Linked DNA regions of Mus musculus: region 1 is linked to region 2. The links are chromatin loops, found by intact Hi-C in ENCODE. Cell type or tissue: left cerebral cortex. All regions are shown on one strand. Links, peaks and the distances in the headings refer to the core of each region. The heading gives the core; the rest is flanking DNA. Region 1 holds the start of Gm34097 (a long non-coding RNA gene). Region 2 overlaps Antxr2 (anthrax toxin receptor 2).

What was found. A loop is a pair of places that touch in the nucleus more often than their neighbours do. Peaks named below come from ENCODE experiments on the same cell type or tissue, not always from the same donor. Only the 100,000 strongest peaks of a DNase experiment are listed, where the experiment ranks them.
Region 1: a loop joins it to region 2, with 4 times the contacts of the local background. A loop is called at or near these places in 2 of 42 quality-filtered maps.

The regions. Positions count from the first base shown.
Region 1 is chr5:97,843,709-97,859,369 of GRCm38, reverse strand. It overlaps Gm34097 (a long non-coding RNA gene), which reads left to right and starts at 12,413. Exons shown (of 6, transcript XR_389369.1): 1 at 12,413-12,496. In left cerebral cortex, for the core only: no CTCF peak of the experiment used is centred there; DNase peaks (open chromatin) are centred at 6,821, 7,366, 9,553, 10,131 and 1 more place.
Region 2 is chr5:97,898,776-97,914,436 of GRCm38, reverse strand. All of the region lies in intron 16 of Antxr2 (anthrax toxin receptor 2), which reads left to right. Among named protein-coding and RNA genes, the nearest start is that of Gm34097, 60 kb to the right of the region's middle. In left cerebral cortex, for the core only: no CTCF peak of the experiment used is centred there; DNase peaks (open chromatin) are centred at 7,178, 7,545, 8,307, 11,903 and 1 more place; H3K27ac peaks cover 744 bases.

The sequences.
Region 1 (15,661 bases), core at 3,594-11,593, 54 kb after region 2:
AAGATATAATCTATAAAAATGGGAAACACTTCATAGAAATGTACCTTAGAGTAAATGAGCACATGAGAAGTTAGCCGACTTCAATTGTCAGCAGGGAAATACAATAGAAAAGCAATAAGAGGAAGTACCTGAAGCTCATCAGCTTTAGCATGAAGAAAGCCAGAGTATAAGAGGGATCAACCAATCAAATCAGAGTTAAGAATGAAGTGTTGATCATAAGTTGATGGGGTTCATGGGTAAGGGAAGGTGCTAATCAGCAAGTGCAAAGTTTAATTAAACAAATGATTCAGTTTTGTAGAACTGCTGTATAGTGCTGCACCTATAGCTAATAAAACTGTTGGATACTTCAAAATCTTGCCAACAAGGTTCGTGTTGTATTAAATATTTTGCCATAACAGAATTAAAATTGATAAAGGACAGACCAGACAGTGTTAAATAGAGCAATTACACTGCCAGTGGAATGATGGAGTAGCATATAGCTTTGAAAAGCAGTTGAGCGTGGAAGACATTGCTTCCTTGGTGTTAGCTATGTCCTCCGACTCTTACAATCTTTCTGCCTCCTTTTTAGACACAATGGCACTAACACACTTATGAACTCTGTGGCAGCATGAACAATTCCTACATAGACACAAGCCTCCCCACCCCCCATCTCTAACTAAGAAGCTATCCCTAACTAACAACTGTTTGCAAAGAAAACCAATCAGTGCTCTATAGTGACCCCTCCCTGAGTTTATAAAATACACATAAGGACAGGCTTCATGTCCTGCAAGTAGATGGCTAACTCAAGCCAAACTCAATGACATTTTTGTAGATTTTGTTTAGTCTCATATTGCTTTTTATTTTTATTATTTTTTACTGGTCTTTTACGTATATATTAAGATTTCCAATTTTGTGTTTTTATTAGCTGTTTTGTATATATGTATGTGCTTCCTGGACCTTTTATGCTGTTTGTAGTAATTCTGGTTGGTTTATTTGTTTTTTAAAAATTTCCCTGTTTGGGGTGTGTGTGTGTGTGTGTGTGTGTGTGTGTGTGTGTATGTGTGTGTGTGTGTGTGTGTGTGTGTGTATGTGTGTGTGTGTAAGAGAGAGAGAGAGAGAGAGAGAGAGAGAGAGAGAGAGAGAGAATGCATTAAGTTAGATGGGTGGGGAAGTAGGGAAAGAGATGGGGTATGTGAAAAGATGATCACAATATATTTTATAAATTTTCAATTGAAAACATGAAAAAGCTTTATCTTCAGCTCTTAAAAATAAAAACACACCCTAATAAGGATAAACAATTCTAATGTAATCTACCCATATACACGTGAACATACATCACTAAACTGTACACATAATCACTTAAATCCTAAGAGTCAATAAACAGGAAAGCTAAGTACAACAAGTGATACTATCCTTCTGTGTTGAGGGGAATTTGATGAGAGAAGGCAGTCACGAAACTAAAGATACATCAGCATCATGGGTAAATCAGAGAATGTTCTCAATAGGAGACATGTAGGAGAACATGCCTAGCTGTCACTGTGTTCATGGGAATCAAAGCACAGAAACAAGGAAGGACAAGGTTCTCAGGTGGATACTGATAGATAGGCATTTCTGAGGGTGCAGGTGGCCAGCACATCTTCTGAGTGACTGTTATATACGTATGTCCTCTTATTAAAACAGCAGGGAAACAAAAAGTTTTAATGCATGTAAAATTAAATGACATACATGAAATTACTAGTAAATCACATTGCAAAAGAGTAGGGATAAGGGGTAAGCTATGTCACCCTCAGAATCTGAACAGGAAGAAGTCAGGGTGAGGTAAGTGATTTTAATCTGATCCTTGGAAATCTGTTGGATCACATGCAGAGGAGGGGGACCCTCATCATCAGTTTTTTTTCTTGGCCATGGATCTAGGTCAACTAATGCATTTGTCTTCTTCAAGGACCTCTTGATTAGGTCCACACAGATATCCAGTAACTACCAGGAGGATCTGGCCTTGTGAAAAGCACAGCTTCAACCCTGTATGAATCATCAGGTCTCTTGCCTCTTCAAGCCATCTGTGGGAGTTTGAACTTGGCCATCAGGGTGGACACTCTTCAGCTTTGCAGCTCATTCCTGTTGTTTTGTAGTCACAGTTTAAGAATGACCCCTAGGCCACAGAGTTGGCCTCATATGCTCAATTTCATTGTGTGAGATGGGTGGTTCATCTGTAGTCTCTCTGGGAAGGGTGGGGTTATAATTATTTTATGAATTTGCTTGTTAATGTTAAACACATGTAGAAGGCCAGTGGTCACTTTGCAACTTTAAGTTTATATCAAATAAACTGATTAAAAAGTCACGAGTCTGTTTAGACAGTCATAAGGACTAATATGCATATAGACTAGAGATCATATTCCTGATGTACATTTACATCTTTTTTTTTAACACCTGCTTTCTCTCATACACACATTTGTATGGTGCTCTGCTTACAGATTTTATGCACTAAGAGCTGAATTCCAAATACTGGCAGAATACTTCTGTGAAGCCCTTGTATTTTTACAACAAACAATGGGGTGGTGGTGGTATACTGCTATTATTCCTTATTTTAATACCAAGGCAGAGTCATGGAGAGGGTCATGGCTTGTCTGAAGTTGTAAAGGCTGTGAGAATGTTGGTGGAGTCTTGATCTGGAAAAATCACTGAAGGCCCACATGCTATGATCTCACAGCTCCAAACTATTTTGAGATGGTGGGACCTGCAAGAGATGGAGGTATTTTGGTGGTTAGCAGAATGCCCTTGAAGGACATAATCTTTTCCTTTCTGTGTTCTCTGTCTGGATGAATTATTTTGCTGCAACACATATTGCAACCATGATCATCTACCTTATCATCAAGCCAGCCCCAGAGTCAGCCAATCATGGACTAACTTGCAAAACTGTAACCTCAAATAAACCTTTTCTCTCTATAAATAAGCTATCATGGGTATTTTTAATAGTTATTTCAAAGCTAGCCGACCTGCACGTCAAGATTTGAAAGAGAAAATAAAAAACCAACAGATGGGTTGTTTAATGATGAAGCTAAATGACCGGCACTTTCCTATTCTTTATTATTTCTCTTTTTCTTTTTTTTATTAGATATTTTCTTTATATACATTTCAAATGCTATCCTGAAAATTCCCTATACCCTCCCCCTGCCCTGCTCCCATACCCACCCACTCCCACTTCTTGCCCCTGGCATTCCCCTGTACTGGTGCATATAAAGTTTACAATACCAAGGGGCCTCTCTTCCCAGTGATGGCCGACTAGGCCATCTTCTGCTACATATGCAGCTAGAGACACGAGCTCTGGGGGTACTGGTTAGTTCATATTGTTGTTTCACCTATAGGGTTGCAGACCCCTTCAGCTCCTTGGATGCTTTTTCTAGCTTCTTCATTAGGGGCCCTGTGTTCCATCTTATAGATGACTGTGAGCATCCACTTCTGTATTTGCCAAGCACTGGCATAGCCTCATATGAGACAGCTATACCAGGGTTCCTTCAGCAAAATCTTGCTGGCATATGCAATAGTGTCTGGGTTTGGTGGCTGATTATGGGATGGATCCCCGGGTGGGGTAGTCTCTGGATAGTCCATTCTTTCGTTTTAGCTCCGAACTTTGTCTCTGTAACTCCTTTCATGGGTATTTTTTTCCCTATTCTAAGGAGGAATGAAGTATCCACCTATTGGTCTTCCCTCTTCTTGATTTTCTTGTGTTTTGCAAATTGTATCTTGGGTGTTCTATGTTTCTGGGCTAATATCCATTTATCAGTGAGTACCTATCTAATAACTTCTTTTGTGATTTAGTTACCAGTTGGAACTTCTTCTGGATATATGCCCAGGAGAGGTATTGCGGGATCCTCCAGTAGTACTATGTCCAATTTTCTAAGGAACCGCCAGAATGATTTCCAGAGTGGTTGTACAAGCTTGCAATCCCACCAGCAATGGAGGAGTGTTCCTCTTTCTCCACATCCTCGCTAGCATCTGCTGTCACCTGAATTTTTCATCTTAGCCATTCTGACTGGTGTGAGGTGGAATCTCAGGTTTGTTTTGATTTGCATTTCCCTGATGATTAAGGATGTTGAACATTTTTTCAGGTGCTTCTCAGCCATTCGGTATTCTTCAGTTGAGAATTCTTTCTTTAGCTCTGAACCCCATTTTTAATGAGGTTATTTGAATTTCTGGAGTCCAGCTTCTTGAGCTCTTTGCATATATTGGATATTAGTCCCCTATCAGATTTAGGATTGGTAAAAATCATTCCCAATCTGCTGGTGGCCTTTTTGTCTTATTGACAGTGTCTTTTGCCTTACAGAAGCTTTGCAGTTTCATGAGGTCCCATTTGTCAATTCTTGATCTTACAGCACAAGCCATTGCTGTTCTGTTTAGGAATTTTTTTTTCCCTGTGCCCATATCTTCGAGGCTTTTCTCTACTTTGAGGGGGGAAATACTTGCATATGAATCCCAGTAGGTCTTCACTTGCAATTTCTTCTCTATTTATGGGTTTGAAATCCCCACAACATGAGAAATCAAGGCACCAGTTTTCCCAGAATTATGCCGCTAGATATCATAAAGGTGCATGAACTTGAAGCCTTGTTTATAGATATATGCAGACATGGTCCTTCTATGTGAAGGATAAATATATAATGTAGATTTTCATCTCTGGGATTTTCATCCTTGGTAATTTGCATTTAGCAAAATTAGTAATGCCCAAATTGTGAATATCCAGCCATCTGGGGCTATTTTGGAGAAGATGACACTTAGGGCTGAGGCCCCGAGTGACGGTACCCAGTGGCTGCTCTTTCTTGTCTGCTTGTGTTTTCTCCAAGTAAGATGGAGGCTATAGCGACCTCAGTGTTCCTCCTCAGTGCATTGGTTAAGAATCGGTATCTTCTTGATAATAGATATTATTATACAAACTTGGCACTTTTAAATTTGCTCCCCTGACAATATAGATCAGTACTATCAAATCTACTCAGAGATTTTTTTCTTTCTTTCTTTTCCTTATGTTTATTTATTTTTCTTTCTTTTTTCTTATGTTTTATTTATTTAATTTATTATTAGATATTTTCTTTTTATACATTTCAAATGCTATCCCAATAGTCCCCTATACCTTCCCTCCGCCCTGCTCCCCTACCCACCCACTTTCGCTTCTTGGCCCTGGCATTCCCCTGTACTGTGGCATATAAAGTTTGCAATACTAAGGGGCCTCTCTTCCCAATGATGGCCAACTAGGTCATCTTCTGCTACATATGCAGCTAGAGACACAAGCTCTGGGGGTACTGGTTAGTTCATTTTTGTCTAGTTGTTTTTTTTTTTTTTCCATCTCGGTGATGTAGTCTAAACTAGGTGTCTCATGGATGGCAGTTAGAAACTGCTACAGAAAAATGATTTTCATTATATCTTTGGAATTCATTAGAGTATGTAATATACGTAACTAGGTTTCACTTGAGAGATTTTAAAATTATTTTTCCCTTTAGAGGAAAATATTCAGGAATGGGACTTAGAAGTAAGATGAGGATAAGAGAGAGCCACATAGTATGGATATTATTAAAATACTGTAGAACTCAAAGATAGGTAAATGAACATAAATATTATGCCCTTGTTATTCCATTAACAGTAACATAATATTGAAATTTTCATAGGTATATATTTTTGAGGGGATATATATTTTTAATCTGTTGAGAAAGACTTACTATGTAGTACCACCTGACCTGGAACTCATTATACAGACCAAGCTGGCATTGAACTCACAGAGATCCATCTGCCTCAACCCCCTGGGTGCTGAGATGAAAGGTGTACCATTATTCCTGGGTCATTTTCTTTATTTTTAAAGTCAACATATTAATCACTTTGGGGTTCTAATATATTTTCTTGCAAATCAATTTATCTTTTGTTTATTATGTATGATATGTTGTGGCTATGTGCTGTGAATTTTATTAAATATATAGACACATAACCTAGACAGATTTATTGCTTCAGTTATTTATATTTCCCCCCCACAAGTATTCATCAATAACCTGTCTACCAGGGTATAGTGGTTTTAAAAGACCTCACATTTTAAGACTTAATCCTAGCGTGGTGGAATCGCTTGAGAAGAATTAGGAAGTGTGGCTTGTTGGAGAGGGTATGTAGCTGGGGATAGGCTTTGAGCTTTTAAAAGGTGCTTACTATTCCAATAGGCTTGTAGTTGGTGGTTGTTTCCCTATATAAGCGCTCTACTGCTCCAGTGCCATGCCTGCTGCCATGTTCCCTGCCATGGCGGTCATGGACTTCAAGCCTGCCTTTCCTTTCATCTCAAAACATGTGAAAACTCCGCTGACTTCTCAAGTTCTAGTGCCTCCTCTCTACTTCCAGTTCCAGTGTGTGTTCATGTGTGTGTCTCAGTGTGTGTGTGTGGAGGTGGGATATATGTGCATGCCTGCTTTGTCTAGATATGCTCACGTTTGTGGAGCCTAGAGATTGACATTGCATGTCTCATTGACTCTCCACATTATTTTATACGAGACAAGGTCTATACCCGAACCTGAAGCTCACCCATCTGGCCATGGAGCTCAGGGACCTGCCCTCCACCCCAACCCAGTGCTAGCATTACAGGTGAGCCTGTTCTCCTGACTGTAGCAAGCCCTTTACCCACTGCACCTTCACTTCTGCCCCACGAGCAGCACTCCTAACCCGTCCTGCAACTTCCGCTGAGCTGAAATGTTTTCTGGTGGGTTTGAGAAGATGAATGAATAACACAGAAGAAAGCCAATAGCCAGTTGACACTCCTTGCTGTCCTTCCAAAGCTTTCTGGCCCAAAATAAAGGTGCTGCGGAGGTGGAGAACCCAATTTCCATTCTAAGTTTTGCACAGTGCATTTCAGTCAATTAAATTTTCTGTTTCTAAGATACAGTTGCCTATGAAGGCAAGTAGCACTAGCATTTTTGGAAACAATAAACTTGGTTTAGAGGGACTTTCTTCCCTTGATGCCTGTTTAGGCCTCAGAGATTCTGCTCAGTTTCTGAGGGTGTCTTGAAGCTGGTGTTATTTTTACAGGCACCGACCTCTTTCTATTACCTGTGTTATGAGGCCCCTAAGCAACACAATAAATATCTTGGGGGTTGGGTAGGAAACAACATGTTACATGTACTTTTTTGTCCCCTCTGATACATTGGAACTAGGCCATCTGGCTGCCTTTGGGGTAAATCCATTTTATAACAGGATTTTTTTTTTTTTTTTTTTTTTTTTTTTTGGTGATTCAGTAATTAAACCCCCTTGGATAGGGTTCAATATGGACTTGCCTTATGCTGAATTTTGCTTTATAGCAAACTGTTGGTCACAGGTGCCAGTGAATTTATAAATGAGAATGAAAAATCTTTTCTGCTTTCAGAATGAGCATCATTATCTTATGATTCATCACAGGCTCAGTACTCCTGTAAAGTTCCCATTGTTAGCTGGACTCTCCGTGTGTGCATTCAAACATTAAGAAGCAGCTTGAAACACTATTGCATTAGAATATTTTTTGAAATCAATTTGTTGATTTTGAGCCATTTGCCTCACGTTCTTAAACTCAACAAACAATGAAACAATACGAAAATGTGCTCAAAAGGCAAATAAATGATCATTGGGTGTGGTGTTATGTCTTTAGAATCCCATCTGTTAGATTCTGGGGAAGGGGCATAGAAAACTTTGATTCCAGTCTGGTCTATAGTGGGAATCTGAAAAAATTAAAATCAAATAATGTTATGTTTTTCTTGATCTCACATGGGGAAAACTTCAGTGAAATGAGCCATGAGTTTTTAATTAGAAATTTAAGAATCTAATTGGTCTTTGATTCATAAAAATCTCTCATTTTTTTGGTTCAACCCTTGTAACCTGAACTATCACTATTTAAAAACATTTGAAGACGTTATATTTTAGACCATTTTGCAACAAAATTAAGAAGAAGGTTTGGAGATTTTCCACATGTCCCCCACTATGGGGATACTATAATACTGTAGCAAAGACAGTCAGCAGTTGTCCCAGTAGGACACATTGGTGTCAGCTGGCTTTGAGTGGCCTTGTGTCTTCGTTGCTTGAGAGGTCTCAGAATACTCTGCTGAAATCTCTGTGTGTGCATCAGGCCCAGGTGCCCATGCAGTCTGAAGTTTACCTAGCTAGCTTACCTAAAGCTTACTGGGAGTAACTCATTTGACGTTTCCTAAAAATAATACTCGTCAGACAACATCTAAGGCATGATTTGACACATACAGTCCTAAAAACTGACTTGAAAATATGTAGTCCTTCCTTCTTAGTCCAGCAACTTGCACAGTTATGAGCAGCAGATGGTGAAGGTCGAAGTGATGGAGGGTGGACAAATGTTGCCATTCTTCATGGAGAGAGTCTGGGAAGGCTCAGTCTATGGAAACAGGACTTTCTGTTTTTTTTTTTTTTTTTTTTTTTTTTCCTTCTCATGAGCTTCTCTCACTTTCCAACTGAATCATGACATGTTTCAGTAGTTTTCTTGGGTGGTTATTGTTGCTATAGGCAATAATCATACATTGCCCCATTATTCAACATTACCTCAAATCACCTCTTAGATTCCAAATTCTACCTTTCTTGATAGTGTCCACGTCATACTTCCCCACTGGAATAAAATGGTTGAAGCTAGAATCTTCTTTGTCCTACATTAGTCCCAGACCTTTACTTTTTTTTTTTTTTAATGCTTTCATTTAAAGAAATTTTAAGGCATTTAATTTCACAAATGCGCTAAGGAAGGGGGAAAAAGGAAAATTACTACTCATTTTCTGAATGTTAAAAGCAAACATATTCTTAGAATTTATAAAGTATTATTTAGCTTAAAATTATTTCATAAACAAGTGTTAGGGGAGTGAAACATTTCAGCAAGCAGGTGGGTGGTTAATCAGAAAATAAGTCTTATCCTGACTCATGTACATTCCCAAAGGCTTGGATTACTGCACAGCGGCAACCTTCCCAAGACCACAGCAGACAGACAATAGAGCACAATAATCAAGCAATAAAGAAGGAAGAAAAATAAGCTATGAGCTTTATGTTTTAAATCACAAGGCAGAAGTCATAAACCATTGAAAAATAGCCAAGTAGCAGATAGTATTTCCACAATTTCCATGTGATTTTTAAATCTAATCTAACAAAAATAAATTGTTTGTAAAACAAGTTTTTGCGAACTGTTTATAAATATTTAAAATATTTATATGTAAATATAAAATTTTTAAATATTAGTAAAATTCCCCCCCAGTGGTATCTTGCCTGTTATGCTAAAAAGCTTTTTAATTAGCTGATAGCCACTAAGTAGTTTGCTTAACAAGCTATAGAATGCCTATTTGCGCACAATGGAAGCAATGATGTCTTATAGCTTAAAGATTAACAGAAGAGATGGGCAACAACATTGCACCGGCAGATGATGATTTCTAGGAGGGAAAAAGGCCAATGGTGCAGGGAACACAGAGCAGCTAATCCTGCTGGAAGCCTCTCGGGTGCGCAGACAGGAAGAGCAAGTGCGATTGATTTGGATGAGGAAGGTGTTAAGAGAGTCTTTCCAAGGAGAGGAAGAAACATAAAAAGTAGGAGAAGCTTGGCTCACACCGGGAATTCCTTGTTAAGAGTAAGTCATGTGTGGGTGCACGGGCTGGGCATGCAAATTAAGGTGAACCTATCAGAGCCCATGCCTGAAGTCATTGTGGATTTATCAGTACAACTCACAGCAAGATCAAGCAGGTGGTACGAGGACACATGGGTTAAATGGGATTACAACTGAGATAGGAAGAACATTTGAAAGGATGTTGGAGTAGGAGAGTTAAAAACAAGGATGGTCCCAAAGCAAGGTAGTCAGAGCAGTGTGGGTGAGGACAGATCACTGTAAAAGTGAGAATGCCTTGATATGAGTAGGAGGGCAACGGAAGAAAGTAGGTCAGAGGTGACATTCAGATCACTGAGTTCAACAATAAGTGTGATCCTGCACAGAGGAGCCAACGGAAAGAAAGTGATCTGGGGGGTGGAGGGTAGACCATTCAGCTGAGATAGGTCTTATTTACAGCATCATCTTGAGATTTCCAGTGTAAATACCCACAAGTAGTCTCATGTAAGGGTTGAGGAAGCCATCCCTGCTAGAGATGTACAATTGAGAATGATAGCAGTTGACACCACCCACCAGCATGAGTACTTTATCCAAAAAGACTGGATGAAGACCAGCCCTGGAGTGATGCTGAATCTTTTATGCAGCTGGAGAACTGGAAGTTACAAAAGAGACAAAGAGAAGTAACTGATGAAGGGTGAGGCTGGGCTCCTGGAGTCAAGGGAGTTGAAAGAAAGAATGAGGGTCATGGGCTACAGTGCTGTGAAGATATTAGGGCTAGAAAAAAAAAGAAATATGATTGCATAAATTGGCATTTAAAAAATGTATAGATTCAAGAGTTAAAAATTCTTGTTTTTAGTGAGTCTGACAGAAATCAGATAGAATCTAAGAGACTTTCAGGCAACTTGGAATGCCTGGCCATGCTATCTGTACATGCAGTGCTGTGGTAGGAGTGAGTGGTGAAATACCAAGCCCTCAACTGCAAATCCTTTCTTCACTATTTATTTTAAAGGAGAAGACACTCAGAGGTAGTTAGGGAGAGAATCTTTTACTTGCAGAGTCTGAGTGAGTATTCTATGTGAAACAGAAGGAAGAGAGGGAGAGGGAGGAGAGGGAGGAGAGGGAGGAGAGGAGAGGAGAAGAGAGGAGAAGAGAGGAGGGGAGAGAAGAGGAGAGGGAGAGAAGAGGAGAGGGAGAGAGACAGAAAAGGTGAGAGAGAACAGATATAGTGAACACGTGGGTGTGAGTGGCGACATGTGAAATCAATTTCACTGGATTGTAGTTTTTCTTCATTGTAGAAGGTGAGCTGGGGACCTCTGGCTGAGAGTGAAGGATGAGAGCACACAAGAAAGGCTTTCGAAAAGCACTTAAGAATGGTTGATCTGTGGAGGGAGAGATAGATTCGTTTGGAACCCACAACAGGATTTTCTGGAAATGTTAAGGGCCAGCAGATCACCATTGCCTTGTAGTGATATAGAGAAAACCAGTTTGGTGATATATTCCCATCCTATACATTTTGAGTAGGAGGGCTTGTGGTATCGCTCATGCTGAGGCTACAGCAAACAAGTGAGGTAGAAGGAGACAAATAAGGAAGGAAGAATCAAAGGCCTGATTCAGGTGAAGGTTATTTTGCACATGGGATATGGGGACAGGAGAGTGAGGGGGAAACTAAGAATGGAAGAGTCAGTACCTTTCAAGTTGCGGGAGGGTAAGAAAGAAAGTTATTAACAACAGGAATGAGATGGGTAGAAGAGAAGAAAAATGCCTGAACTAGACAGAGCCAAGTCTGTAGAGCATGGTCTTTGGGTCTTGTCTCTATTAGGAACTTCTGTCTATTAGGCACTTATCTCACCCAAACTTGCTGTTTTATCTTGTCTCTGGGTTTGCCCTGGGATTTTGTGTCTTAGTGTCTCTTTGGTCTTCTTGGCTCTCTCTATATGAACTAACGCATGAGGAATTCAGGAAAATCACTTTCAAAACACAGGATCCTCCCCGACCTACAGCTTTCTCATGCTGAGATCTTAAAAACGTTCAAATTCCAGACTGCGAAGTAGCACTCTTCTACCTAAATAACTTTCCATGTAAGTCATCAAAATCCATTCCGGTACTTCCAGATGGGGGAAGTGACTGGAATCCTTCCGCTGTAGGAGAGGGCTTGTCATCCTCTGTTCTCTCCTTCCTTTCTCCTACCCACCTTCACCAAATGCATTTTCAAGCTTTCCTGAGGATTTTGCTCCAATTCCAAGAACTTATGGTTGATTTATCTCTGTTTGATTTTGCGAAATGGTACAGATACTCAGCTTCTTCCCAAAGCAGTCTTGATTCTCACATGCCTGCTCACTATGTCAGTTCACACTGCTAGATACTGTCGGCACCCTCAAAACCCAGAGGCCTTGACTTGATGGTGATGACCATGTTGCTATGGTGATTCTGCAGCTGGCCAAGTGCTTACCAGTTGATTTTTCCCAGCTGGAATTTTTTACAATGGCTTTGCTAAGAGTGAAATAAAATACATTTTCCTCCTCACATGAATGCTGTAGCAAAGATGGATCAGTATGGAATTTCGAAATAACCAACCCTGAGGAGAAAACAGGAGAAACACGAGAAAGCTTGTGGGTAGGGGAAGTCTCTGGAACCTTAAAGACCACTAATATTTTTGTAAGGTGAAAGAGTAGAAGACAACGAAGCTAAACTTGGCCTGTCTTTCACAGAATAGATATTATTACAAGTTTAGGAACATTTAATGCATATGCATGTATGCACAAAATGTATATAAAACTATTCGGTTATGAACATCTTTGTTACTCACTAGGCTAGAGTATAAGAAATAAAATTGTGTGCTAGAGTTGAGACTCTGATGCTTGGACTAAGAAAATCACCTGCAAAATTGCTTCTGCTTCTAACTCTGAAGACTACATTGGCATTAAGTCAAATGAGGTAACAAGATTCACATTTTTTTTTCTTCTGTTACTTAATTTGTTGCCCGGAGTCTTAGTTACTTGTCTTGTTGCTGTGCCAAAGCCATCTAAGGGCAGAGTGTTTTTTTGACTCACAGTTGGAAGGTAGAGTCCATGGTAGGGAGGGAGTCCTAGTATGACAAGCATATTGGGCATGATAGATACATTAGTCATATGGTGTCTACAGTTAGGCATCAGAGTGGTGAGTGCTGGAGTTCAGCTAGCTTTTGTCTTCTTACCAAGTCTGGAGGCCAAGCCCAGAGAACATAGCTGTCCAAGTTTTGAGTTGGTCTTTCTACCTGAGACAACATAATGAGGAAAACGCTCAGTCATAACAAGCAGTGAGTCTAATCTTGATCATTGTTCATGACTATGCCTGGAGTTTTTCTCCTAGATGTTTCTAGATCCTGTCAAATTGGAAACCAATATTAGCTGCTATACTCGGGGACCTCACAGATATAAAAGTTAACCTAAAAATAAGATAGCCAGATTGTCAGTAGGTATGGATGATACCTGTAACTTCGATGGCTATTTAAACGTAGATGGAAGCTGATATTCAGGATCTTCAAAAGAAAATGTTTTCACTGGCTGGAGGATGGAATTACACACAGGTACATATACCCTTGTCTACATTAATGAGTAGTGGATGAATATTTAGGACAGTAACCATACAAGTGTTGTGTATGAAAAAATGGGAGACATTTCAAGAGTCCTCTCAAAAAGCTTACATTCTTGTGTGTTAGCTGTTCAGGGACACCTGATAAGTGGAAGAAAGTGATGGATTCATATGCAGGTTTCTAGGTTACTGGGACATAATTTTGCCTGAAAAATTAGTGTGGATTTCTTACCTTAGTATAAATTCCTACCTGTCTTAGTAGAACAAAAAGTAATACAAGTCTTTCTTCTTTCCCAAAGTTTGAGATAGATTTTCTAGAAGTTTGTATTCAGTCTCTATCCTATCATTTGTGCAATGCCTGGCATGTCACCCTGCTGCCCTAACATCATGGGAGATGACTGTGACCTGCAATAGCAACACCGGGACCTGGGTCTAACTGAAGATCAGTTAAACCTGAAACACTGATGGAGTTCCTCAACATTGATATATTTTAAGCTCCTTCAGGATGGCGTCATTGGTCATATAGGGCTAAAATTTGTACCTACATATTTGCTACAATCTGAGAATTAGGGGCAGGGCTATTTCAGACAGCGCTGGCCTTTGTGTTAATTGTCATATCATGTCTTTCTTTGAAATGTCTAAATTGTCTCATTGGAATATCTCGCTATAACATGGTCAACTGTAATAAGATTGCTAGGGGTAGAAACTTGATCTTCCTCTAAACAAAGGCTAGGTTTGCAGACATGTGGGCTCCTAAAGATCGTTACAAGCTATAAAACATACAGTTGTGATTCTAGACTCAGGAAGAGAACCACGTCTGGATAGCTTAAGCGAGGGCTTTGTTTTCTTAAAAATGTCCCCAATAACTTTTTGTATCTGATGAAAATTTTAATTTGAAAAACATCAAAAGTGGTGTTTTGGGGAACAATTTAATAATTATAACTTTTTCACTTTGACTTTTGAAGCCTCACTAAGATTTTTTTTCGTGATATTTTCAGTTTTTGCTAAAGGGTGGCATCTCCCTTGCCTTAATCATCTGCCAGATTACCCGTAAACCTGGACCATATGCCACTGCAATTTGCTGATGGGCCCAAGCTGTTTTGGTAGATAAAAAATCCAAGGGGATTAGAATGGCTGAGAGTCACTGTGAACACAGCAACATCGGTGAGGCACTTCTATGTTCCTCTTTCTCCCCTATCCACACCGAACTCCTTTTCCTTAATTAAGGTTATCCATAACCCCCATCAGAACAAACACAATCCACATGTCACTGTAAATAAAGTTCTTTGGACACTTTAAGAAAAATTCAGACAGACAAATTCACACAATTTCAGAGTAGAAAATGTTTCCCAATTGATATTCAAAATGATCTGGACTATAAGTCGGGGACACATTTAAATTAGGAGTGCTACAAGAATTCTTTCTTCCTTAACCCAGCTCAGTTAATGACACTTATTTTTGTCATCAGTGTTTGGCTAACTACATGGTTTTAATTTTAATAAAACATGAGTTTGCCCACTGATATCTACTTCCTATATCTACTTCTGTCTCAGAAGGCTGAGACAGAAGAGTCTGATGTTCAAGGGCAGCTTCAACAGTGCAGCAAGACATGTCTTCAAAACCAACCAACAAATCAGTAAATAATTGAATGGAAAGTGGCACTGTGTCCTGAAATAAAATAATTAACTAAATTTTTATTAGAGTGATCTTTTGGAAAATATTATTTACTGGAGTATGCTTTCCCATGTTCATGCTTCTCCTTTTGGTAAATGTAAAACCTTTCTCACACAAGTCATTGTGATTTATCCATTGTGTCTTGAGACCCATTTTCTTAATAGTTGCCTATTTATTTTAAATGTCTAATAAGCTTTCTTTACAGATAAAGCAGCAAAATGTATTGCTTTAAAATATTCTAGTGATTAATACTACTGTGAATGTTTAACATGAATGTACTGTGGAGAAAACCGGAATTATTCAGCATTCTGTGTTTCGTTCATTTAAAGTCCATCAGACTGCATTTAACTGTTTGTGTGCTGTCTTCCTTCTGCTCACGGTTTGGATGGCCCCTATAGACTCACATATATGAACAACTGGTTCCCAGTCTTTGCCACCATTTAGGAAAGTATTGGAACCTTCAAAAGGTGGAGCCTTGCTAAAGGAAACCCATGGAGGGAGGGTGAGAGACCAGTCTCACTTTCTGTTCTTTCTTTCACTCTAACTTGCTTTCTGGGCAAGACCAAATGTGATCTCCCTGCTTTGCCAACCTCATATCCTGCTTCCATACCTTCCTGGTAACCATCGACTGAGTCTCCCTAGAACTGGAAATCTCTTCCTTAAGTGTAGTTTTGTTTGTTTGTTTGTTTGTTTGTTTTGGGGGGGGGTGGCCAGGGTAGTTGATCACAGCAACAATAGTAATCAAGACATTGTCCAGTCAAAAAATACACTTTAATTTCCCAATTTTTATTCGAAGTTAATAGTGATGATAGAGGGTAAGAAAACTTTTCTTTCAGTTAAATTTAAGTCTTCCTC
Region 2 (15,661 bases), core at 4,628-12,627:
CTGCCACAACCCTTTAAGACAGCTCCTCATGCTGTGTTGAGACCCAGCCATGAGATTATTTCATTGCTACATGTAACCATAATTTTACTACTGGGATGAATCAAAATGAACATATCTGATATACAGGATATCTGATATGCGACTCCAAAGGAATTGCGGCCCACAGGTTGAAAACTACTGCTCTAGAGGTTTCTGTGTTGTAAACCCTATGGGTAGCAACCTCTGGCAAGATCTACCTAGGGCAGAAACAAGTCTATCTAGAATCATCAAGAGAACCTGCTGACTCAGGCCATTCGCTAGTCTTGTGACAGTGGCTGTCTAAATACGAAGGTCTACAGTCATACCCACGATGAGTCATTTGGGATGAATGAATAGATGAAAAGAGGAACCAGACCTCAAAATAGTATTTGTTGATTTTAGCTTACAACCAATGCATTATGGGGTACCACTACATGATTAAAAGCAAACAAAAACAAAAACAAGACAAAACTGACACCTCAGTGTTTAGTACTAACTGGAACTCAGCCTGCGCTTTATCACACTCGTTGTTACTTAACAACAAAGAACATTTCATAGTCTCTTTATTTCTAGTAACAAACATTAAAATAAAAAAATGTATTTCAGTGATTGGATGATCAAATTCTTCCCTTTAAGTACTTGCACCTAGCACCATCCAGTAGTTTGAAAAAGTAATAAACATAATTAGATCTTACCTATATTTGATACTGGGTAGAAAAGTCTGTAGATTTATAAAGACTGTTACTTTTCATGGTGTTAATAACTGGCAAGAGCTCAAAGTGAATTCGCCTAAGGTTGTACAATGATCTTAAGTCAACTGCTTTTGAATTATTCTCTGTGTTACTTTTTTCCTTCATCTGATGTTTTAGGCTTGCATTCTTTGCCCAGTCGTTAAATTTTAACTATTTCACTAATGACTTCCATCAACAGTTATATGTGAAGGTTTTATGGCAAAATAAATTATCTTCGAAGGAAAAGAAGGTCTTATAGAATTAGGTAGGAACCATGACGACATTATGGTAGTGTCTTTATCTTTGGGCAGTCAGGTTCAGAATCACTTGTGGGCAACAACTAAGCTGAGTGCTGTGGTATCGCCACTACTTTCAGTGCTGGTTGTGAACGGGCAGTGATCATGTTAACAGTGGCCACAACCTGATGACAGAGGTCTAAAATAAGACTGTTACATATCACCTAAAAATCAATCGGCATAGAGAATAGTTGAGTCCCATAAAAAGCCACTGTGCCTAAGTAGCTATGTCATTTGTGGCACACAGGTATTTTTTGAGAATAAAGTAGACGTTTATTCCATATAATTTTAGTTCAGATGTAGAGAAGAAAGAGAAGGTAATAATGAATACATTGCAAGTTACACACTGTTTGAAAAGGTACTGGAACTGATGAAGTTGCAAAAGCAATCCAGGAAGCTCAGGCAGGACGTCATCACACATAGTAAAAGTACAGAAGAACCTACAGAAGGAGGCATCAACTGGTGCGAGGGTAAAGGAGACACACTCAGGTGGAGAGGTGCTTACATTGAAGGCCTCTGCTGTGCAGTAACCGAAGGTCAGAGGATCATTGCTTATTGACTTCAATTTGCCAATAGAAAATATATTCTAATTATCCTCAAGCAGCATATATATTTTTAATAATAGCAGACAAATAGAAGTTAGCTGTTTATCATGACATATTTGTAGTGAAATAATTTTAAAGTGTGGGCTTCAGATAGAAGGAAAGCAGAATATTCGAGAATTGGTAAATTGCACAGAAGATGGCCAACACAAGAGTGAACGCAAGACAAGGAGGCTTTGCTAAATAATATTCTCAATGAGTCCAGCATCTTTATTTTATAAATGTAGGCAATGATGTAAGGAAATCTGACTCATTTTCTCAGCATTATATAATCATTGACTAGCAGGGAGAGATTTATAGTTAAGAATAGAGACTTGTATATATACCCTGTGATCAAGTCTCTGCATGTCTAAATTAAGGACTAAATGAATGGACTAATTGAAAATATAAAATCCATTTGAGAGAACCAGTAAGCAAAAGATTATCAGAGAAACCATTAGGATCTGAGATTCAAAGACCCAGCACCGAACTACCTAGGTGAGAGAACTGGTGTAAGTAAGTCTTTTAATATTTCTGACCCTAGCTTCATTTCTGCAACATGGGGAATTGAATAATATCTGTGTCCTGTGCTGAAGTTATTGTAAAGAGAAACTGCAGAATGGCTTCAGGAGCAGACAGAACAAATAACAGTAGCTCAAACCTTCTATGTGCTGAATGCATGTGACCTTCCCAGTTCAGAGTTGGAAATTTTCTTTCCCAGCTAATGGTATTAAGAGGTGGGCTCTTTATGGAAGTTCTGTGGGACAAAGATGGAGCCTTCATTAATGAGGTCAACAATTCTGTGGAGGAGGATCCATAGGCTTGGCTTCTTCTGCCAAATAAATATGCATCAAAAAGAAAAAAAATGAGGATGGCCTTGTTGGTCATCAATGGGAAGAGAGGCCCTTGGTCCTGGGAAGGCTGGATGTCCCAGTGTAGGGGAATGCTAGAGTGGGGAGGCAGGAGTGGGTGGGTGGGTGAATATCCTCATAGAAGCAGGGGGAGGGAGGATGGGAGAGAGAGTTTCTAGAGGGGAAACTGGGAAAGGGAATAAAATTTGAAATGTAAATAAATAAAATATCTAATAAAAAATAAATCAGAAACCTTTTAGCATCCATCAAATCTTCTGACACCATGAACCCTGATTGCCCACCTCCATGATGTTGAGGAGTAAATTCTCTAATTTATAGATACACAGTAACTGGTCTTTTGTGATAGCTACCTCAAGGGGCTTAGACACAGTGTTTCTCCTACTCATCATTCACCACACATGGGCACTGGAAGAGCCAGATAGGAAAGGCTGGTACCATGGGCAAGAGCAGCAACCCTCTGCAAAGAAACGACTCTCTGTTTCTCTTCTCATAGGTGTCTGCCTAAGTATCTATCTATCTATCTATCTATCTATCTATCTATCTATCATCTATCTATCTATCTATCTATCTATCTATCTATCTATCTATCTATCTATTTTTACTTATTCACGTTACACCCCACTCACTAGTCCCTTTCTGGTCACCCCTTCCCACAATCCTTCCCCTATGCCCCCCCCCCCCTTCTCCTCTGAACAGGTGGGGACCTCCTGGGTATCCCTCTACCCTGGTACATCAAGTCTGTGAGGCTAGGCACACATTTAACATGGATGATGGAAATGTCTGATACACTGCAATTCAACCCTGTGTTCCCACCAAGCTAGAGCGTGAGGGGTTTTGTTCTGGTGGCAAAATTGCTACTTTTGCTTTTTTGCTCACTCCATACACCTCCTCTTCTCTCCTCAACCTGTTCTCATGCCTCTGCTCTTCTCTCTTCTCTCTCTCTCTCTTCTCTCTCTCTATTTTTCTTTTAAAAAAACAAAACAGATTCATAAAAATGTCAAGCTTTCCCTGTTATAACTTAAGAGGTGTGCTGCATACACATCTAAATTTTCATTACTACTTATTTCTGTCTTAGTAGAATGAAGAGGTGAATTCTTCCAAAGTAGGATTTTTTTTTTACAGAGGAGTGTGCGTCTTTCAGGAAGGGGCTGCTGAACAGATGTTTCTTCTTTTTTTTCTTTTCTTTTTTTTTTTTTTCAGCTTCACTTCCGCAGCCTTTTCCAGTTTCAGCTCTCCCATCTACTTTGATGTTTCCTTTGAAAATAAGTTTATGTATCAAAGTATTTCAAGTGTGTTGAGAGGACACAGTAGTGTAACACATGGCATTTCAGTGTTCACTCTTCATGGGCGTTGAGTATCACATGCATTTCCACGCTTACCCGAGTAACCTTGTGAGGTGGGCGCACACTCTTCCACGTCGTATAAATGAAGGCTAGGTGGAGAAGAGAGATATGGTTTTACAGAGAAGCTATATCATTGATTACTCTTGTCATCATATTCCAAAGTGTAGGCAGTCATCCATGCATATTGGTCCCATAGCTTCTTTTACTCTTTCCGTGTGGAAAGTTTAATAATAAAATGCAGCTTTTTTGTTTGTTTGTTCATTTTTTTGAGAAAAATACCTCAAAACTACAAATTTGATTCCATAACATTATGCTTCAAAAATAAGGAGTGTGAGGGGAATCTGGTAAGAAGGATTGGTGGGTAAAGGGGCTGTCTGCTAAACCCAAGGGTCTGTGTTTGATCTGCCACCACGTGGCACAGGGAGAGAAGTGGCCCCTGCAAGTTGTCCTCTGACCTCCCAAGGTGCACTGTCACATTAACGTACATGCAATTACTCATGCACAAAAGGAATATGAGGGGAAACGTAACATAACCATTGGCTATGTGTTGTATGTGTGTTCCCTGTGTAGTATATGGCAAACACCTTTTCTTTTACTTATTAGAAAATAACAATGTTTTAAAGGGGAAATTATAAGTGTCAGAACGAGTAAGACAAAAAAATATCCTCTACCAATCTACAAAGAATTAAATAATTATCATATTTTTTTCTCTCAGGCTATTTTAAAAATCTGCTTTAGACTATGCTACATGAATACCAATTTCGTTTCTGTTTGTGAACTGTATGATTGCAGCATAGTACACACACACACACACACACACACACACACACACACACACACACACAGGTTTCACAGTGAATTCCATCACAATATGCATAACTAAATGGAATAAAAACAAAGTATACTTTTTTATTTATTTTACAAGGCATTTGCAACCACCATGTTGCATTTACTAAGCATGTCTGTGATTGTTCTTTTGTCTGTACTCTGAATATTTTATATTTTTTTCACATTAGGGATGGGATCTTTATATACAAAGCAGCAATTTTTTAAGGCTTCCTTCTTATTTAAGGTTTCCTTTCCACCAATTCAGCTATTGGAAGTCAACTGTACTCTTCAAGTATTAAATGGAGGCCTTCAGGAGGAAACATTTAAATGTTGAATTTCCTAACTTTTCTGAGGGATGATATCATGGGTGTTGCTGTGTCTGCCACGGACGGACATGCACCATTCTTCTGTGCAGTGGATCCACACCGTATATGCGACCTCCCTGTTCCTCAGCTGGCATGCCATCAGATTGGCAACCACTGTGCTTGTGGTCAGTTGACCTTATTTTATGTGATGATGGCCCTAGGGCACAAGTGAAAGTCTCTAAGGTGCTTTTTAAAATTGAAAATGTTCGAGTTCTTCTCTTCAGGAAGGGCAGTTGTATGCCAGGGATGCTAAGGTCTGCCATCAAAATGACCCTTCTGTCCACTAACTGCTGAGATAGAAATAAATCATTGTTATTTCTGCCGCGATACTGCAGAGGCAGAGTAGTCAACATACTCCTGAGCGTACGGTGCTGCTTAGACAAGATGGAAACACATCCTCTGTGTGCATACACACAGGAAAACGTTAGCACCTTATTGTTCAGTGCCACTCATGGCTAGACGCTGGTGGCCATTTAGAACTTGGCCATTTCACATTCGAGGTAAAGATTTGAGAGTAAAACTCATGGGTTTACAACGAAATGAAAGCGAAATCTCTTTTTTTTTTTTCAAGCCACATAGATCACTTTTATCCAGTTAAAGCTAATGAGGGCATTATAGTTAATTGTCCTGGAAAGTCTTCCTGCACTGCTGTTCTGTTCTTACCCTCCCTGTCCTTTCTCCTCCCCACCCCCACCCAGCTCTATACATCACCTGTCTTCCTAGTTTCCCAGACTAGGTATTCTGCTGAATTTATCTCCCTATGTATGTATGTATGTATGTATGTATGTATGTATGTATGTATTTATTTATTTTTGCAGCAGTCTTCAAGAACAGGGAAAAGCAAGACTCTTAAACAAATTTAGCCCTGTTATTCTTTTGCTTGTATTTAACATTTAACAAAATATAAATGTTAAAGGTATGGTTGCATTTTCCTAGACAATGGATAGCTGGTGGGAATTCCATGCTTAGAGAAGAGGAGAGAGAGAGGGCAAGAGAGAGAGAATAAGACAAAGAGTGAACTAAGTATCCTTGTCCTTGGTTTGCAATAGTTTCCCGTGAGTATCCAAATGATGCTAAATAAGAGTATGAGTTTCTTCATTTTTTGATTTCATTTAATATGTATCCACTGTATGATTTATTACAAAGGAGTGGAGGAATTAATGAACAAGATTCACATTGAATTTTTCTTCTTATGGATTTAATTGCTAGCTCATAAGGCAGACAGTAGGTAAATATTCAAAATTAGTATGAGACATTGCCCCATGAATGAGGATATTCGTGAAGGTAACTGAAGGAGTTATACTCTGACATGTCCATAGGTAAACTATAACAGTCTCAGTGAGTACTATGAAGAAAAAAACAACTCAATATATGGATGTGTTCAGACAATAGCAAAGATCATAGTATCTTTATTTAATGGTTTTTCTTATTAGCACATGCCCACTTGTAAGACAGCTACTATACAAACTGAGGCAGGAGGAATGTGTCTGTGTGCTTTGTGTGTGCACCTTGGTATTTCTAAGGATATATCCTTTCTGTAAATGAGTGCACTTGTGGCACATACATGAGATATGCTCATCTCCTTGAGACTTTCTAGTGCTGCTCTGGGAACAAACAGTGAGCCCTCACTGTCGCGGCGTTAACCTTGCCAATCACAGACTTCCTGTAAGTGCACTGCAGTTACTTGGAACCTTTTATGGCTTGGCGTTGGCGTTCTTTTGCTAGATTACATTTATGCATTAGTACCATCTGTGCCTGCTGCACCTTCTGTGAGTTAGCCCTGTCCAAATGACTGGCATTTATCTGGAAACAGAGGGGAGAGAAAGAGAGAGAGAGAGAGAGAGAGAGAGAGAGAGAGAGAGAGAGAGAGAGAGAGAGAGAGAGAGAGAGAGAGAGAGACTGTCAGCATAAGCGAAATTTGGTGAGGGAGACATATAGAGCCATCTCTATTGATTCATTGTCTCTTGGAAAATCAAATATAATAATTATTTTTTTAGCCTCTGAAATGCAAAAGAAGTTACAACCAGTATTTAAATAAGGGAATACAACAAAGCACACATTTTGCTAGGTTTTCAAGTCGAGAGAAGTTATATGCAGTTTGAATACGAGGGTGCTTCTCATGTGATAGTGAATATACATAATACGGGTTTTGGTGTGGCTGAGCAGATATGGTAGATACTCGAACTGAGTTCTATTTTGATCAATGTGTTGAAGTGTAGACTTAATTTCACAATTTTATTTAGGAAACGATAGCTCTATATTCGACATATAAATCAGATTGCTGAATTATTCCATAGACTCTCTCCAAGACATTATTATTTTAAGCCATATGGTATTGCCACAGTTCTCATACCTCCAACACACCCTAAGCTGTGAGTGGAAATAGATGAATCGTTTTTCTCATCAGTAAAAATAGATGCCGAAAAGTTTCAGCTCATTTACGCCGTTTATTTTTAAATTGTGCCTATTTTCGGATGCTTGATCATCTGGTTTCCATTCTTGGGGCAGTTCAGAGGTGGTGAACTAGGGTCAGAGGGGGCCCCTAGGGGAAGATAAAACACAGTGAAGAGAGGTGGCAGCCTCAGAAAGAGGAGGGAAGGAGCAGACAGAGAGGGGACTCAGAAAAGCACTATAGAAACAGCTCCCTGAGGACACTCCTGAGCCCTAGAGAACAGGAACCATTGGTTCTAGCAGTTACAGCCACTTGAGCACAAGGACCGTTCACACAGCTCAATCTAGGAAGATTAACATGCGAATATGTTCTTCAGAAGACTCAACACCAAATGGAGATCATATAAAATCTTAGGGCGTAATGAGCATAACTATTCCACGTGCTACCCTGTGTTACACTATAGGCTCAAAGAGAAATTCAGACTGAGTCTCACCACAGAGCACTGCCTGGCCGAGAACTCACATATAGACAAGGTTAGACTCAAACATGTATCAATCCCCCTGCAGCTGTCTCTCCCAATGCTGAGATGACAGAAATGTATCACACTGCCCACCCTCAAATTTTACTCTCAAATGACGCTTGCCACTGGCAGTTCCAATTTACTATTCTCTGGATATTCAGCATCGTTGGCGTGGAAAAAATCTTGATGGCAGTTCCTCTGTTAGCTTAAGGAGAAGAGGCCCCATAGAATCGCTCGAAGATCCTGGCCCATCATGGTGTTGATGGGAAGTTGGTGGTTGCAGCTACATCATAAACAGCTAAGCACAGCAGTACTCATTCAATCACAAGTGCTGGGCTCTTCACTGATTGTTTTTCCTGATGGCCTAGTCTATGAGCCTGGTTGTGTTCATCTTCATTTGCCAGATGGTTGGCAACAGCAAAAGCCCTCGAATCTTCTACTCACTGACTGGGGGCAGGCGTAGGATGGGCAGGAAACCAGCCTTCCACCCCCTCCTCTCTCAACTGTTAGGGTAAGTGCTTTAGTTTCAATCATGGATTTTGTAGCTATTATGCAGAATAAATAGTTTTCCAACTCCATTAAGCATCCTATTTAAATCAAGTCAGTAATATTTCTACCATATTATTCTTAGTAGACTTGTAAACTGGTATGCATTTTCTTGAATATTTGCATTGTGAAAACACATATTAAACATTAGTATGTACATGCCATCAACAGTTTTGTTACATGATAGGGAATCAACTGCATGATAAATAAAACAAACATGGTCATATTTATAAATAATCATATAATAATTTGTAATTGAAGGTCATCATATTTTAAAAAGTTAATTGGGGAGTTAATTTTTTAAAAAAGTTTTATTTTTTTACAGCCAAAGTCTCAGTAACTTTAGAGAAATTAATTCTTTTGATTCAATTTTTTATTATATTCATAACAATATGTTTTGCTTTGATAATTTGAAAAAATATATTTTTTCATTGCACTGTCTTATGCTTTCTCCCCTGTTGAACCCTTTCTTCACCTGTATATCTTAAATTCATTTCATCGCTGAATTCTATAATCACATTTCAGTTACTTAAAAATGATATATATATATGTATATTTAATAACAATATTTTATTTTGTTAAATTGTACATTACACAAAAGTTATTATGCTACTCATTTTAAAATGTACCATTTGGTAGCATCAAATCCATTCATATTTTACAGCCATGACTTTTATACATTCCCAGAAGTTTTATCATTAGCACAACCAAAATTTCATACCTGCCAAAGAACAGTCCTTCACCTTCTGCACGGCCCCAGTAGCCACTGTGTCATCTCTCCTTGTGTGTGTAGCAGTTTTAGGTTTACCCATGTGTGGCATCCCTCTTCTATGATTGGTTATTTCAGTGGTATGACTTGTTCTAAGTGCAACCATGTTATAGCATGGAATGTTAGAATTTTATTCCCTTTTCTTGAAGTTAAAGTTTTATCTTTTTGAAGTTCATACACACATAACTATATTTATATCATATCATTATAGCCTTATTATTATTGTTACTGTCACACACACACACACACACACACACACACATGCACATGGTGGGCTCACTTAATGTTTCACCAATGTGATCAAGATTAGATGCTTGGGTTTGGACAAAATAACAGGAGGCTCATCCCTTGGAGATGACTTTCTAGAAGGCAGCAGATATCCTGGTCTTCCTGCTCTTTCCAAACCCCATCTTCCCTGGTGTCAGGTATAGGAGTTGTCTGTATCATGGGTCTATAATTTGGGGTTGGCTGTTATTCTTTGAATTTTGACCATTATGGATGTCTGTGGTAGTCTCTAGTTGTTGCAAAGGAAACTCTGTTGATGTGAGGTGAGAGCCACATTTATCTCTCCATGTAAGTAAGGATAAGTATATAGAATGCACCTGCACGGAGAAATTTTATTGGCCGGGGAAGGTGGGAGTCGTAGACTCGTGTTTTGGAGGATGAATAGAATAGTACACTCTATCCATAGATCTAACTTTAAAACTGATTGATCCCTGAATAGACACTCCTGTTCTGCTCGTTTATTTTCTGCTTCTTGTGAATAATGGATGTAGGATTTCTTGGTCCCCGGTCCTTTAGAGCCACATCAGAAAGAGCATTTCTGGTTCACTCTGCATTTCTGTGGTTATTTTTCCGGATACTTCCAGAAAGACCACATACATTTTTATTTCCTATTAGCCACTTACACGGATTTGAATTTTCTATATCCACTCCAAACTGCTATTTCTTCATTTTTAAAAATGATGATAGCCATCCCAAAGGGTGAATGATTGGATAATGATAGTTTTTTTAAGCTTCTATTTCTTCCTTACTTTTTAATTTATAAATAATTTATAGTTCTTATTTTAATATATTTGTTATATATGTGATTAAAATGATTTATATATAATAAAATAACTACTAAAATCAAACACATATTCACCCTCTTCTATAGCAAACTTTCTTTCTTTCTTTCTTTCTTTCTTTCTTTCTTTCTTTCTTTCTTGCTTTTTTTTTCTTGGTTTTTCGAGACAGGGTTTTTCTGTATAGCCCTGGCTCACTTTGTAGACCAGGCTGGCCTCGAACTCAGAAATTCACCTGCCTCTGGCTCCCAAGTGCTGGGATTAAAGGCGTGCACCACCACGCCTGGCTGCAAACTTTCTTTTTTATTGTTTTTTATTTATTTACATTTCAGATGTTCTCTCCCTTCCCTGTCTCCCCTCCAACCCCCCCATCCTATCCCCCCTCCTTTTGCCTCTAAAAGAGTGCTCCTTCACTCACCCACCCACTTCCCCTTCGCTGGGGCATCAAGCCTCCACAGGACCAAGGACCTCTCCTCCCATTGAAGCCGGACAAGGCAATCCTCTGCTACATGTGCAGCAGGAGCCATGGGTCCCTCCATGTGTACTCTTTGGTTAGTGGTTTAGTCCCTGGGAGCGCTGGAGGGTCTGGTTGGTTGATATTGTTGTTCCTCCTATTTCTTCATATGTGTGTGGGGGAGGGCGGCAGCACCAAACATATTTTTAGCTCATATCTTGCAGGTAATGCAGTATTACTAGTTACAACCTCCACACTGTATGTCTTGAAACACCTTTTTAAGTGAGAGTTTGTATCCTTCAACCTACTTTATCATTTCCCTCTGCCTTTCTGTCCTTCAGCATTCATTGCTTGCCATCACCTAATTGCTCTGTCTGACTTTTAAGAAAATATTTTGTTTCTGAGTGTGATCATCTTGTCCTTATCTTTCTGTGTTCAGCTTCTGTGACTTTGCCCAATGTCATCCTGATTCAATTATGTTGTTTTGTTTGTTTGTTTGTTTTTTAATTTCTCCCCCACACCTCTCCCTCTTGCTCCAGCCCCACTTGCTCTGGCCCATAGGTTTGTTTGTTTGTTTGTTTGTTTGTTTTGTTTCTCATTACAGATGGTTGTAAGCCACCATGTGGTTGCTGGAATTTGAACTCATTTGAGCAGTCAGTGCTCTTAACCGCTGAGCCATCTCACCAGCCAGCTTTTTTCCCCCCAGTGCCCCCAATTATGTTGTATATGACCAAATATTCTTTTTAAATGATGAATAACATCTTTTGTATATACCACATATATTTTTTTCTTTTCCTTTAAAATTATGTTCATTTTAAAGAAATAAGTTGTATAAAAATGTTTTTCTTACTTTTTTTTTTTAAGTCTACTAGTAGACACAGGTTGCTTCTGTACTTTGGTTACTGTGAATATTTCTGCCAGTATTTCTGTACACACAAGAGTGCTGTTTTTCCCCTCCCAGGCATTTGGACTGGCATGGGATACAAATACAAAGGCTTTATGTTGGGTGAGATAGAATAACTTCACAACAGATTTTCTATAGAAGAAATGTAATCGGACATCTTAGTTCATTTAAAAATATCTATAGACGTGCTATGTGCAGCTGTCTCGTTTGATGAAGCTGATGTATTTTTGCAATGAAATAGATACTTTAGCTTGCAACTCTTTAACAGAGCTTTATAAATCCTCCTTTCCCTTTTCAGCTTGAAGCCAGAACTCATCCTTTGCGTCAGTGTGGCAATTTCTCCTCTTCCTGACTTGTTAGCACACATGACCTTCTGCCTGTGTTGTTGACATGTAGTTTGTGAGAAGGTGGGGCCAAAACTGAGAGCTCTTGAGATTGAGTTGGGTATATTAGAAATGTGATATAGAAAATTGTTTTGTGTAGGTAGAGGTGGTTGGCTTGTTCTATTTTGATAAAATAAAACTTCTTGCTAACCCATTAACTAAAACCCTTAAAATTGTAACAGAGACATGAGACTGGTTAGGTTGTCTATGCTTAAGGTGCTGTATGCAATTTCTCATCTATAAATATTTGTTACTTAACTGAGTTGTATAGCAATCAGCATTGATCTCATAATCTTGATAGTTGGTACAGCCATTGTTTTAAATATTAATTTTTAACCTCTCCAAATTAAAAAAACAGTAGGACATTTATTTAAGGACCTACTACCTAAGCCCATTTGCTCTTAGACATAAATTGTCTCTTCCCATACAAATGCAGAGCAATAAGAGAAAAAAACTCCTTCCAAAAGTCTCTTTGTCTGGAGAATTGGGAAATGATGCTGAATTGTATGCTAGACTTCGGCTCCGAGGGGCTTTCCTGTTCATAGACACTACCTGATCCAACTGCCAGGCAGACGTAGTAGTTACCCGATGCTGCCTGCCAGCTGCAGCAGCTACTCACAGACTGGTTTAGATGTGTCCTTTATTGCTGATCAGTGAAAGCTGATCTTAGCCATATATGCAAAGCTCTGATATAATCCCTTTGACTGTGGAGGTGAGGTTCACGTCCCCCAAAGACTGGGATGTTACCTATAGACGTTGTGAGTCCCTGGGGGATGGTAAGATTATAGAAAACCATTGTGCTTCCATTGGTGTCTAGTTTTCTTGATACACATGATTCGAGATCACTATAAAAGCAATAGGTTTGCATGGTGTTATCTTTTAAACCAATATTTGTGCCTGGAATTCAGATTTGCTTTTTCTTATTTCCATATGCTCTGTTTTAAACATATGTTAAGATGTTATTTAAAACTAGAAGCACTGAAAAAAAACCCACATAAAATATGTTTTCTTCATTATCCGAGGCTTCGGTGCCATCATCGTTTGGAGTGGGAACGAGAATGTTAAGTTATGTCTGTAAAACAGATTTCAACAGCACCAAATAGAATGCACAGCTGGCTGTCATTCTCCCAGGTGCACTGGTGTTCTCGGAAGAGACTGTTTGAAAATGCGGATATAATTGGCCATTCTTGGGGGGTGCCAACGCCATAATGTTCACTGAGTGCTTTCCAAGTTCCAAAGATTAGTGTTGATTTTGCTGGAAAAAATGTGATTAAAAAAACATACATTCCACATTTCAATCTAAAACCTACACTGTTGCTGTTGGGTTTCCATATAGGTACCATTCAAATAAAAGGATACTGTCATTTCACAGCCTTTCTGTCTGTCGTGGCAGGCTGTTTGGTGGTATATGGCCCCTCAGCAACAGCTTTACAGTTACATTGTAAGACTACATGATATTTAATACCTGATTTATTTGCTTCAGTCATCAAAGGGGTATTTTCAAGTGACAAGTTGTGTGTGTACATGTGTGTGTGTATGTGTGTACATTTGCATATCTGTTGAGACCATAGGTAGATCTTGAAGTGTCTTTCCTCAAGAACCATGAGTATTAAAATGAGACTGGGTTTCTCACTAGCTTGGGGCTCACAAATGAGGCTGGGATAGTTGAATAGTGAATGGCCCTGAACCACCTGTGTCTTCCTCCCTAGGACTGTGATCATAAATGCATACCACAAGGCCAGGCTTTTGTTTTTATGTGGATTCTTGGGCTCAAACTCAGATTCTTTTCCTCGTGCAAACACTATACAAACTGTGTCACACCCCCAAATTCTTTACATGATAAGGCTTTGAAGTTCAATCCACGGAGCACAAACTTTACAAACATTAGAATTTATATCATCACCATCCTTTATTGAAGTTACAGCTTTCTCATCTTTCGTGTTCCCAACTCCAGAGCATGCCTGTGTTCTGTTCTTGCTATAGACTACTACTTACTTTAGTCTTTCACCTCAGGAAGAATAGTGCCATTAATGAAACACAGATGACTTTCCTCATTCACTGTTAACAAGGAATGGTAATTAAAGTTAGTTTATTAAGTTTCATTACTAATTTTTAATTAATTGTGTATATGTGTGCGTGCATGCATATGTGCCTGCTCTGAGTGTATTTGTGTATACCAGGTGTGTGGGAGGCTGTGGCATTAAGAAGAGGCATGCAACCACCTGTAACTGTAGTTTCAGGTGGTTTTGAGCTACCATGTGGGTGCTGGGAACAGAGCCTGAGTCCTATGCAAGAGTAGTAGGTGCCTCGATCTATTAACCCATCTCTCCAGCTCCAGGTTTCATTATTTTAAGAATATTTGTGTTATTTTTTTAATCCAAAATTAACAAATGTTTATAAGTTTTTAAAAATTACTGCCAACTTTGAGCACTTTTTAAAAACACTGGTTTCAGAAAAAAATCTGTACCAAGTGTTCTACATTCTCATTTTCATATTTAATGACATGAATGAGAAATCCCTGATTTGGTTTGGTTGCTGGAATTTTCACAACATATGCGGCAGGGCTATGCTTCTTGTGTGAAGGAGCATCTTTCAAAGACTGATTAAATAACATGGACAGAGAGGGGAATAAATGCTCATGTTAACTGCACCCATTTAAGCCTCTGCATCCTGCTGTGAACAGTGGCGGGGCTGTTCCTCCCTTGCCCAGGTAGGGTGTATGTGGAATTAAGAATTGCTGTGTAACTGGCATATCTACTTCCCTCCATTGTCTCTGTCTGCTGGTGGCTTCCACCATGAAACAGACCCAACCTCCTGCCATCTGCTGTGTGTTCAGGACTGACATCAAGGTCAGCTTCTCTAGGATGCCTGCTGTTGCCCGGTTTAGAACGTTTCCAGCCCGCGATCTGTCCACTTCTCTGCTGTGTCAGTTGCTGGGCTGCATTTGAAAATCCATATGACAAAGGAAAGCAGGAGGACTCTTGCCCAAGGGGTGGTGGTAGCTACTGATTAATTACAAGGCAAGTTAGTGGGCAGTGGCATGTAGGTCTGTAGACATGATGTTTGGCAAGCCAACCACTGCGTTTTGCTTTATAGGTCACTAATCAGTGTGTTGTTAAACTGAAGTTTCAATATCCCTACTAAAAAAATCATTTATAGGAGTCAGAGAATATTGCCTATATAGTTTAAATTTCAAAACTGATTCAATATTTCTTTTTCCTTTTAATTTTTAGAAATATATATATATACATATATATATATATATTTACTTACATTTTTGTTTATTGAGATTGGGTCTGTCTGTGTAGCCCTTGCTGTCCTAGAACTCACAGAACTCACTATGTAGACTAGGCTGTCTGAGAACTCACAGAGATCCACCTGCCTCTGCCTCTAGAGTGCTGAGATCAAAAGTGTGTATCACCATGCCAGTCTGTGATTGTACACTTCAGCAATAACTCATTCATCTGGTATTTTATCAGTTGTACTGTAGGATGATCTCTGAATTAGTATTTACAAGACAGTAATGAGAACAAACCAAAACAAAAATATACAAACAAACAGAATGAAACTGGGGAAAAATGTCACGAGGTTTGTA